2 separate regions of the Homo sapiens genome follow, and region 1 is linked to region 2. A link is an interaction called in ENCODE POLR2A ChIA-PET data of the cell type or tissue named here. Cell type or tissue: Caco-2. All regions are shown on one strand. Each heading gives the region's core, and the rest is flanking DNA. Links, peaks and the distances in the headings are about the cores only. Region 1 overlaps LOC124904790. Region 2 overlaps DMRTC2 (DMRT like family C2).

The links. ChIA-PET counts read pairs that join two places held together with the same protein. Peaks named below come from ENCODE experiments on the same cell type or tissue, not always from the same donor. Only the 100,000 strongest peaks of a DNase experiment are listed, where the experiment ranks them.
Region 1: POLR2A ChIA-PET joins it to region 2 with 5 read pairs; 2 of 35 experiments call an interaction of 5 or more read pairs at or near these places.

The regions. Positions count from the first base shown.
Region 1 is chr19:41,156,902-41,161,283 of GRCh38, forward strand. All of the region lies in intron 2 of LOC124904790, which reads right to left. Among named protein-coding and RNA genes, the nearest start is that of CYP2S1, 34 kb to the right of the region's middle. RefSeq lists an enhancer at 2,147-2,710. In Caco-2, for the core only: no CTCF peak of the experiment used is centred there; DNase peaks (open chromatin) are centred at 2,390 and 3,202.
Region 2 is chr19:41,846,764-41,851,145 of GRCh38, forward strand. DMRTC2 (DMRT like family C2) reads left to right here. Exons shown (of 9, transcript NM_001040283.3): 2 at 662-889; 3 at 973-1,118; 4 at 1,689-1,765; 5 at 2,032-2,212; 6 at 2,367-2,493; 7 at 3,549-3,609; 8 at 3,763-3,937. The coding sequence starts at 666. Among named protein-coding and RNA genes, the nearest start is that of DMRTC2, 3.9 kb to the left of the region's middle. In Caco-2, for the core only: no CTCF peak of the experiment used is centred there; no DNase peak of the experiment used is centred there.

The DNA.
Region 1 (4,382 bases), core at 191-4,190, 690 kb before region 2:
TAATCCCAGCACTTTGGGAGGCCGAGGTGGGTGGATCACGAGGTCAGGAGATCAAGACCATCCTGGCTAACATGGTGAAACCCTGTCTCTACTAAAAATACAAAAAAAAAATTAGCCAGGCGTGGTGGTGGGAGCCTGTAGTCCCAGCTACTAGGGAGGCTGAGGCAGGAGAATGGCATGAACCCGGGAGGTGGAGCTTGCAGTGAGCCAAGATCACACTACTGCACTCCAGCCTGGGCAACAGAGCGAGACTCTGTCTCAAAAATAAATATACAAAAAAAAACTTGTATACAAGTGTTCATAGAAGCTGCATTTTTAATAGCCAAAAATTGAAAACACCCCAAATGTTCATCAACAGGTAAATGGATAAACAAACTGTGGTACATCTGTACAATGGAATACTACTTGGCAATCAAAAGGAATGTACTATTGATACATACAGCAACATGAATCAATCTCAGAATAATTATGTTGGACTCCTCCCCCCAAAAAGGAACATACTATATGATTCCGTTTATATAAGACTCAAGAAAATACAAACTAATCTATAGCAATAGAGAACAAATCAGAGGTTGCTTGAAAAATAGGGATGGGAGTGTAAGTGGGTGGGAGAGATTACAAAAAAATACAAGGAAATGTTGAGATTACAGAAATGCTCATTTAAATATGAGCAGTGGAAGGGCGTGGTGGCTCACACCTGTAATCCCAGCACTTTGGGAGGCCAAGTGGGGAGGATTGCTGGAGTCCAGGAGTTTTGAGACCAGCCTGAGCAACATGGCAAAACCCTGTCTCTAAAAAAACCAAACAAACAAAAAAACTAGCGAGGCATGGTGTACATGCCTGTAGTCCCAGCTACTTGGGAGGCTGATGTGAGAGAATCAAAATAAATAAATAAATAAATATGAGCCATTTGTTTTATGTCAATTATACCTTGATAAAGTTTTTTTTAGTGACTTTGGGAATATAACAACCAAACACAGTCTCAGGGCTTTTTTGCATTCTGTTTTGAACAAAGTAACCAAAAATGACTTTTCTGAGATCATTGGAGAAGTATGAATATGGACTGAGTGTTAGATGAAATTAAAGGAATATTATTTTTGCTAGCTGGAATAATGGCATGATGGTACTGCTAAACTTTTTATCATTAAGCAATGCATACTGAGATAGTTATGGGGCAAATATCTGGGATTGTTTAAAATGCTTCGGAAAACAGGAATACATAAAATAAGCTGAGGAGAATGCTGATAATTGGTGAAACTAGGTGATAGGAGTTTATTGCATTCTTCTCCCTACTTTTGTAGATATCTGAATGTCACTTTCATAATAAAGTTAGAAACAGGCTGGGCGTGGTGGCTCACACCTCTAATCCCAGCACTTTGGGAGGCCAAGGCAGGAGGATCGCCTGAGCCCAGGAGTTCAAGACCAGCCTGGCCAACATAGCGAAACCCCATCTCTACTAAAAATACAAAAATCAGCCAGGCATGGTGGCATGTGCCTGCAGTCCCAGCTACTTGGGAGGCTGAGACACAAGAATTGCTTGAACCCAGGAAGCAGATGTTGCAGTGAGCTGAGATTGCACCACTGCACTCCAGCCTGGATGACAAAAGTGAGACTCTTGTCTCAAAAAAAAAAAAAAAAAAAAAAGACTCGAATAAAATAAAAAGAATGACTCCTAGATCTCTAATTCTAGCAATCAGGGTATGGTAATACCACTTACCAAGATGCATGGGAGATAAACAGGTTCAGAGGAAATCAAGTTCTCATTAAGGGCCACATTAAGGTTCATAAAGAACCTTTGGGCCAGGCGTGTTAGCTCATGCCTGTAATCCCAGCACTTTGGGAGGCCGAGGTGGGCAGATCGCTTGAGGCTAGGAGTTTGAGACCAACCTGACCAACATGATAAAACCCCATCTCTACTAAAAATACAAAAATTAGCCAGGCATGGTGGCAGGTGCCTGTTATCCCAGTTACTCAAGAAGCTGAGGCAGGAGGATCACTTGAACCTGGGAGGCAAAGGTTGCAGTGAGCCAAGATCATGCCACTGCACTCCAGCCTGGGCAACAGAAAAAAAAAGATCAGCAAAAAAAAAAAAAAAAAAAAAAAAAAGGCTCACAGGGCGGAGTCTGAGGGAGATCCCATGAGCTGCCACCTGTCCTCTTTCAGTGGACTTGTGTGGAGAGGGCTTTATTCCCCAGCAAGAAGCCATGACAAGCATGGAGCACTTCCAACCAGGAAAACTCACCCAAGCTCTGGTGTCCAAGGTGTTCACTGGGGGTCAGTTACATAGGCAGAGAGCACCCAAGTGACAACTCCTCAGTCTCCAGCCCACAGAGGTCAAACTAACACAGTGTTGCCCAAAGCCCCAGGTATGCAAAAACAGACACCATGAGTCATGGTGTTAGCATAAACTATCCCTCTGTCCCACCCAAGGCCCAGATGTGTACAGATACTGTTATCAGGCAGGATATTCCAAAGGCTTAGAGCTTAAGGAGTGGTCAAGGGCCAGTTTTTTTCTTTGGAATGTTCAATACTTAAGGACCCATGCCAGCAGAGTTAAGGCTTTACTGCACGTGGCCCTACTTCTGCCAATGAACTTGGAGCTTACGTAGCATCTTTTTTTTTTTTCTTTTTGAGATGGAGTTTCGCTCTTTTTGCCCAGGCTGGACTGCAATGGCACGATCTCGGCTCACCGCAACCTCCGCCTCCTGGGTTCAAGTGATTCTCCTGCCTCAGCCTCCCGAGTAACTGGGATTACAGGCATGTGCCACCATGCCTGGCTAATTTTGTATTTTTTAGTAGAGACAGGGTTTCTCCACGTTGGCCAGGCTGGTCTCGAACTCCCGACCTCAGGTGATCTGCCCGTCTTGGCCTCCCAAAGTGCTGGGATTACAGGCGTGAGCCACCGTGACTGGCCATAGCATCTTAATAAAGAACAATAAATTTGTTTGGGAGGCTGAGGCAGGAGAATCGCTTGAACCCAGGAGGCGGAGTTTACAGTGAACCAAGATCATGACACTGCACTCCAGCCTGGGTGACAGAGTTGGACTCCAGATCAACACCAACACCAACAACAACAACAAAAAAAAAAAAAAAAAAAAAAAAGAACAATAAATTTGTAGAGAATGACAAGACACAGGAAAAGAACTTTTGAGCTTCCGGGCACAGCAAATTGTGGGAAGATAAATATATTGGGCAACTAGTGGAAGATAAGGGCTGGCTCATAAGGTTTGTTATATAGATTCCCCTCCTGCCATCTGTGGGCTGATAAGAGTCTAGAGATTGTATTGGCTATTAAGAAATCATCCTGCCCTTCTTGGTAGAGAAGGGGAGGGCAGAGTTCTTTCATGTGTCTGCTTTTTCTCAACTGTCTTCAGCTCAAAATAATGCTTATGCTGGGGTGGCAAATTTGAGGTAACACACTCTCAACCCCTTCACCCATCAATCTAAGGTGACCAGGAACTAACTTGTAGTCTAACAAAGCCAGGTTCACTGACCCATTTCAATGAGGGAGAATGCACACCAGAACCATGGGGCATCTCACCAAACAAAGGAAAAGATTGGCCAAGCAAGGTGGCTCATGCTTGTAATCCCAGCACTTTGGGAGCCCAAGACAGGAGGATCACTTGAGGCCAGGAGTTCAAGACCAGCCTGGGCAACATAGTGAGAATCCCTCTCTTAAAAAAAAAAAAAAAAAAAAAGTTTTTTAATTAGCCAAGTGTGGTGGTGCACCTTAATTCCAGCTACTCAGGAGGCTAAGGCAGGAGGACTGCTTGAGCCCAGGAGTTAGAGGCTGCAGTGAGCCTGTGATTGTGGTGATGGAGTGAGACCCTGTGAAAGAGGATAAGGGGGCAGTGGGGAAGGAAAGGGCTGGGAGGGGAGGGGAGGGGAGGGGAGGAGAGGGGAGGGAGAGGAGAAAGAAAGAAAGAAAAGAAAAGAAAGGAAAGAAGGAAGGAAGGAAAGAAAGAAGGAAGGAGAGAGGAAGAAAGAAAGAAAAAGAGAAAGAAAGGAAGGAAGAAAAAGAAAGAAAGAGAAAGAAAGAAAGAAAGAAAGAAAGAGAAACAAAGAAAAGAAAAGAAAGAGAAAAGAGGGAGGAGAGGTAAGGGGAGGGGAGGAGAAGAGGTCAGTTCAAGACCAGCCTGGTCAACAAGGTGAAACCCCATCTCTACTAAAAATACAAAAATTAGCCAGCATGGTGCTGCTAATCCCAGCTACTCAGGAGGCCGAAGCAAGAGAATCACTTGAACCTAGGAGGCAGAGGTTGCAGTGAGCCGAGATCACGCCACTGCAAACCAACCTGGGTGACAGAGTCAGACTCCGTATCAAAAAAAGAAATGAAATAAATTAATTAATTAAGTGAAATGAAAATAATTTGTGGATACAAG
Region 2 (4,382 bases), core at 264-4,263:
TCACTGTGTTAGCCAGGATGGTCTCGATCTCCTGACCTTGTGATCCACCCGCCTTGGCCTCCCAAAGTGCTGGGATTATAGGCTTGAGCCACCGCACCCGGCCTAAAAATTTTTAAATTAAAAAAAGGGGGGACGGGTGCAGTGGCTCATGGCTGTAATTCCAGCACTTTGGGAGGCCGAGACAGGCAGATCACTTGAGGCCAGGAGTTCGAGACCAGCCTGGCCAACATGGTGAAACACCATCTCTACTAAACATACAAAAATAAAAAAAAATAGCCGGGCATGGTGGCTCTTGCCTGTAATCCCAGCTACTCAGGAGGCTGAGGCAGGAGAATCGCTTGAACCCGGGAGGTGGAGGTTGCAGCAAGCCAAGATCGTGCCACTGCACTCCAGCCTGGGAGACAGAGTGAGACTCCATCTCAAAAAAAAAAAAAAAAAAAAAGAAAGAACACAGAAGAGGAAGAGGAGAGGGGTTTCTGAAGAAGGAAGATACCTGAGAAATGTCATGGGGTAAAGAGGGGAGAAAGCTGGGAAAGAAGCCAGAATCAGGGCGGGGTCTAAAGAGGGGCAGGATGGAGACCTGCAGGTGTGGTCTCCAGGGCAGGAGGGTTGTTAGGGGCAGGCCCACCTGGCTATGCTTACCTTCCACTCCTGCCCCTAGATCCATGGAACCCAGTGACATGCCTGCTGGCTACCACTGCCCCTTAGACTCTGCCCCCTGGGATGAGACCAGAGACCCCCAGAGCACAGAGCTGATCCCCAGGAGAGCCATCAGCCGCTCTCCAACCTGCGCCCGCTGCCGCAACCATGGTGTCACCGCCCATCTCAAGGGCCACAAGCGCCTCTGCCTCTTCCAGGCTTGCGAGTGTCACAAATGTGTCCTCATCCTGTGAGTATGAGGTCTGGGAGGGGAGGAGGATGAGCCTCCTCCAAAGGGTGGCTGACCTTTGACTTGCAACTCCCCACTTTTAGGGAGCGCCGCAGGGTCATGGCTGCCCAGGTGGCCTTGCGTAGGCAGCAGGAGGCGCAGCTAAAGAAGCACCTGATGAGGAGAGGGGAAGCCTCTCCCAAAGCTCCCAACCACTTCAGAAAGGGAACCACTCAGCCACAGGTCCCCTGTGAGTGTCTCTGACCAGCGATGGGGCAGGAGTTTGGGTACAGGAGGCAGGTATGGGAAAAAGAGGCCCAGTCCTGCTGCTGAATTGGTGTACGACCTTGAACTAAGGGTTTCTACTCCCTCGGCCTCAGCTGTCCCAGCGTTGAGAGAATGCAGCGAGTTCTGTGGGTCAAAAATGGGCTAGAGGCCGGGCACAGTGGCTCACGCCTGTAATCCGAGCACTTTGGGAGGCTGAGGCAGGCAGACCACGAGGTCAAGAGATCGAGACCATCCTGGCCAACATGGTGAAACCCCGTCTCTACTAAAAATACAAAAATTAGCTGGGCTTGGTGGCGCATGCCTGTAGTCCCAGCTACTCGGGAAGCTGAGGCAGGAGAATCACTTGAACCCAGGAGGCGGAGGTTGTAGTGAGCCAAGATCACGCCACTGCACTCCAGCCTGGGCGACACAGCAAGACTCCATCTCAAAAAAAAAAAATGAGCTAGATGGGGGAGATGAGAACTGTCTGGGGTTGGGGTAGGATAGGGGTCAGGAGAAAGGGCTCATTAGAGCTCTCCCTGGTCCTTCACAGCTGGAAAGGAGAACATAGCACCCCAGCCTCAGACCCCCCATGGGGCAGTCCTGCTGGCACCGACACCCCCCGGGAAGGTAAGGAGAGGCTGGGGCCTGAGAAAGTGTCCCCCACCCTAGTTCCTACCCAGACCCTTTCTTCTGTGCCCTCAACACCTGGGTTCTAGCCCCAGCCCTGGTTTGCTATGTAATCTAGTCAAATCACTGCTCTTCTCTAGGCAAAATGAGGGGAAAACGAGGGCCTCCCAGCCCCAAAGTTTTGGGGTTCTGCCCGTATCCCAGAATACACTCAATCCTTTTCCAGCCTTGTACCCAACTCCAGCCTGTGCCCTCTGCCCCTGCAGAACTCCTGTGGGCCTCTGCTGCTCAGCCATCCCCCGGAAGCCTCGCCCTTGTCCTGGACTCCGGTGCCTCCTGGCCCTTGGGTCCCTGGACACTGGCTGCCTCCAGGCTTCTCCATGCCACCACCAGTGGTGTGCCGCCTGCTGTACCAAGAACCTGCTGTCTCTCTGCCTCCCTTCCCTGGTAAGATGATAATTCAACATTCATTCAACATATATTTGAGTGCCAATCTGCCACATATTGGAGAGGGAAGAGGAAGAAAGCATAGGTGGGGAGAGGGAGGAAAGAAACTATGACCTTGGCCCCTATACACTCTGCATTCTTTTATTCTTATTAGGCTTTGACCCTGGCACCTCCCTCCAGCTGCCCACTCATGGGCCCTTCACCACCTGCCCAGGATCTCACCCAGTACTGACAGCTCCTCTTTCTGGAGAGCCCCAAGGGCCCCCTAGCCAGCCCCGCACGTGAGTAGGGAGAGAAGGATGTGTATCATAAGCCTAAGCCTGTGCTGTGTCCAACCACAGTGCTGGTGTCCAACCACAGTGGATAATGAAGATGAAAAGGTCTCTGACTAATAGGCAAGGCAGAGCTCTCCTAGTACTGCCATTTCCTAGCTGTGATGCTTTGGACAATTATCTTTACCTCTCTGAGCCTGTTTTTCTATCAGTAAATTGGAGACACTATTACTTACCTCTCTGATTGTTGTAAGAATTAGCAATAATGTATGGAATAGACCTAGCACAGACTCTTTAATGGTAGCTGTTATATCTGCTTAGACAGATTTGATGGGGTAAGATTGCCTGCTGATATGGGGGGCAGAGATGATGAGAGCCTCAGAGACCCAGGAGAGGGGCCAGAGGCCATTAGGAAAAGCTTCCCAAAGGTGAGCCAAGCTCTCCTTCAAGTTCTATGGTGACTGGGGAACTGGGGGAATGGGACCCAGACTCTGATAGGTCAGGGACAGTAATCTCAGTCTTCTAGGTGTTTTTTTAAAAACCGGCATCAGGTGGGGCCTGGTGGCTCACACCTGTAATCCCAACACTTTGGGAGGCTGAGGTGGGAGGATTACTTGAGGCCAAGAGTTTGAGACCACCTGAGTAACTGAGCGAGACTTCGTCTCTACAAAAAAATTAAAACAGCCAGGAATGGTGGTGCACACCTGTTTTCCTGGCTACTTAGGAGGCTGAGGTGGGAAGATGGTGTAGGCCCAGGAGTTCAAGCTTATGGTGAGCCATGATCACACCGCCACTGCACTCCAGCCTAGGTGACAGAGCAAGAGCCTGTCTCAAAAAAAAAAAAGACACTAGTGATTTCCCATAATCCTCACAGTAGCCCTGGGAGGAAAAACTGGCAAGGATTTTTACTTTACTGAAAACAAAATAAGTCAAGACACAGCTTAATGGCCCAGCAGGCTCTCAGATTCCCAGATCAAAACATGGCAAAATCCTGCCCCTCTTTCAATGTGTGCATGTCTGTTCATCTGTTTAACCACCCTGGCATCTTCTCTCCTTGTTTCTAGACACTCAACTCTGATACTCCAGCCCTGTGGCACCCCAGACCCTCTTCAGCTACAGCCACAGGTCCTGGGAAAGAAGTGGGATCTAGGGCCCTGGGAGGAGGTTGAGCCTGGGGAAGGAAAAAGCAGGAAACTGAAGGAAGCAGGGGCTGAGGAACACTTAGAGGGTGGGCAGAAGCGGGGGTTCCCAGTCTGCTTGTCTCCCTTTCCCTTGCAGGCCTCTGGAGCCTCGTGCCTGGCCCGGACATCTGGCCCCTCAGAGTGGCAGCTGCAGCAAGAGGCAGCTGAAGCCCTCGTGGGGCTGAAAGATTCATCCCAGGCTCCTCGTGTGACCCCTTCTGTGCCCCCCAACCCTGCCTGGATCTCCCTGCTTCACCCCTGTGGCCCACCAGGTGGGCCATGAAAGGAGAGGATGGATAGGGATGGCTGGGAAATGGAGATCACTGAAGTACACAGGGACTAACCAAGGAGATGAGGGGGTCGACAGGTTGAACGTCTTCAGGCCCAGGACCCCAAGCTCCTCAGCCTGGCCCCTGGGATTGCAGTTGAGAGTTATTCAGTGAATCCTTTTTATCAGTTTGGCACTCGACAGCAAATTTCTTGATATCAAGGAAAGTGGGGCACTGAGAAAGGCAGGGACTTGCCCAAGGGCATATAGTGAGACAGTGGCAGGGAACCCAATGCTCTGTCTCTGGACCCAGGCTGCCTGCTGAAGTCTGAAGTGGGGTCTGGCCTGGGAGGAGGTCTGATAAGTGCCTTCAAGGAGCTTACGTTCTAGTTAGGGAAATTGGATGCCTTCACAAGGCTCAGTGACAAACCTGAAGAAGATTGGAGGAA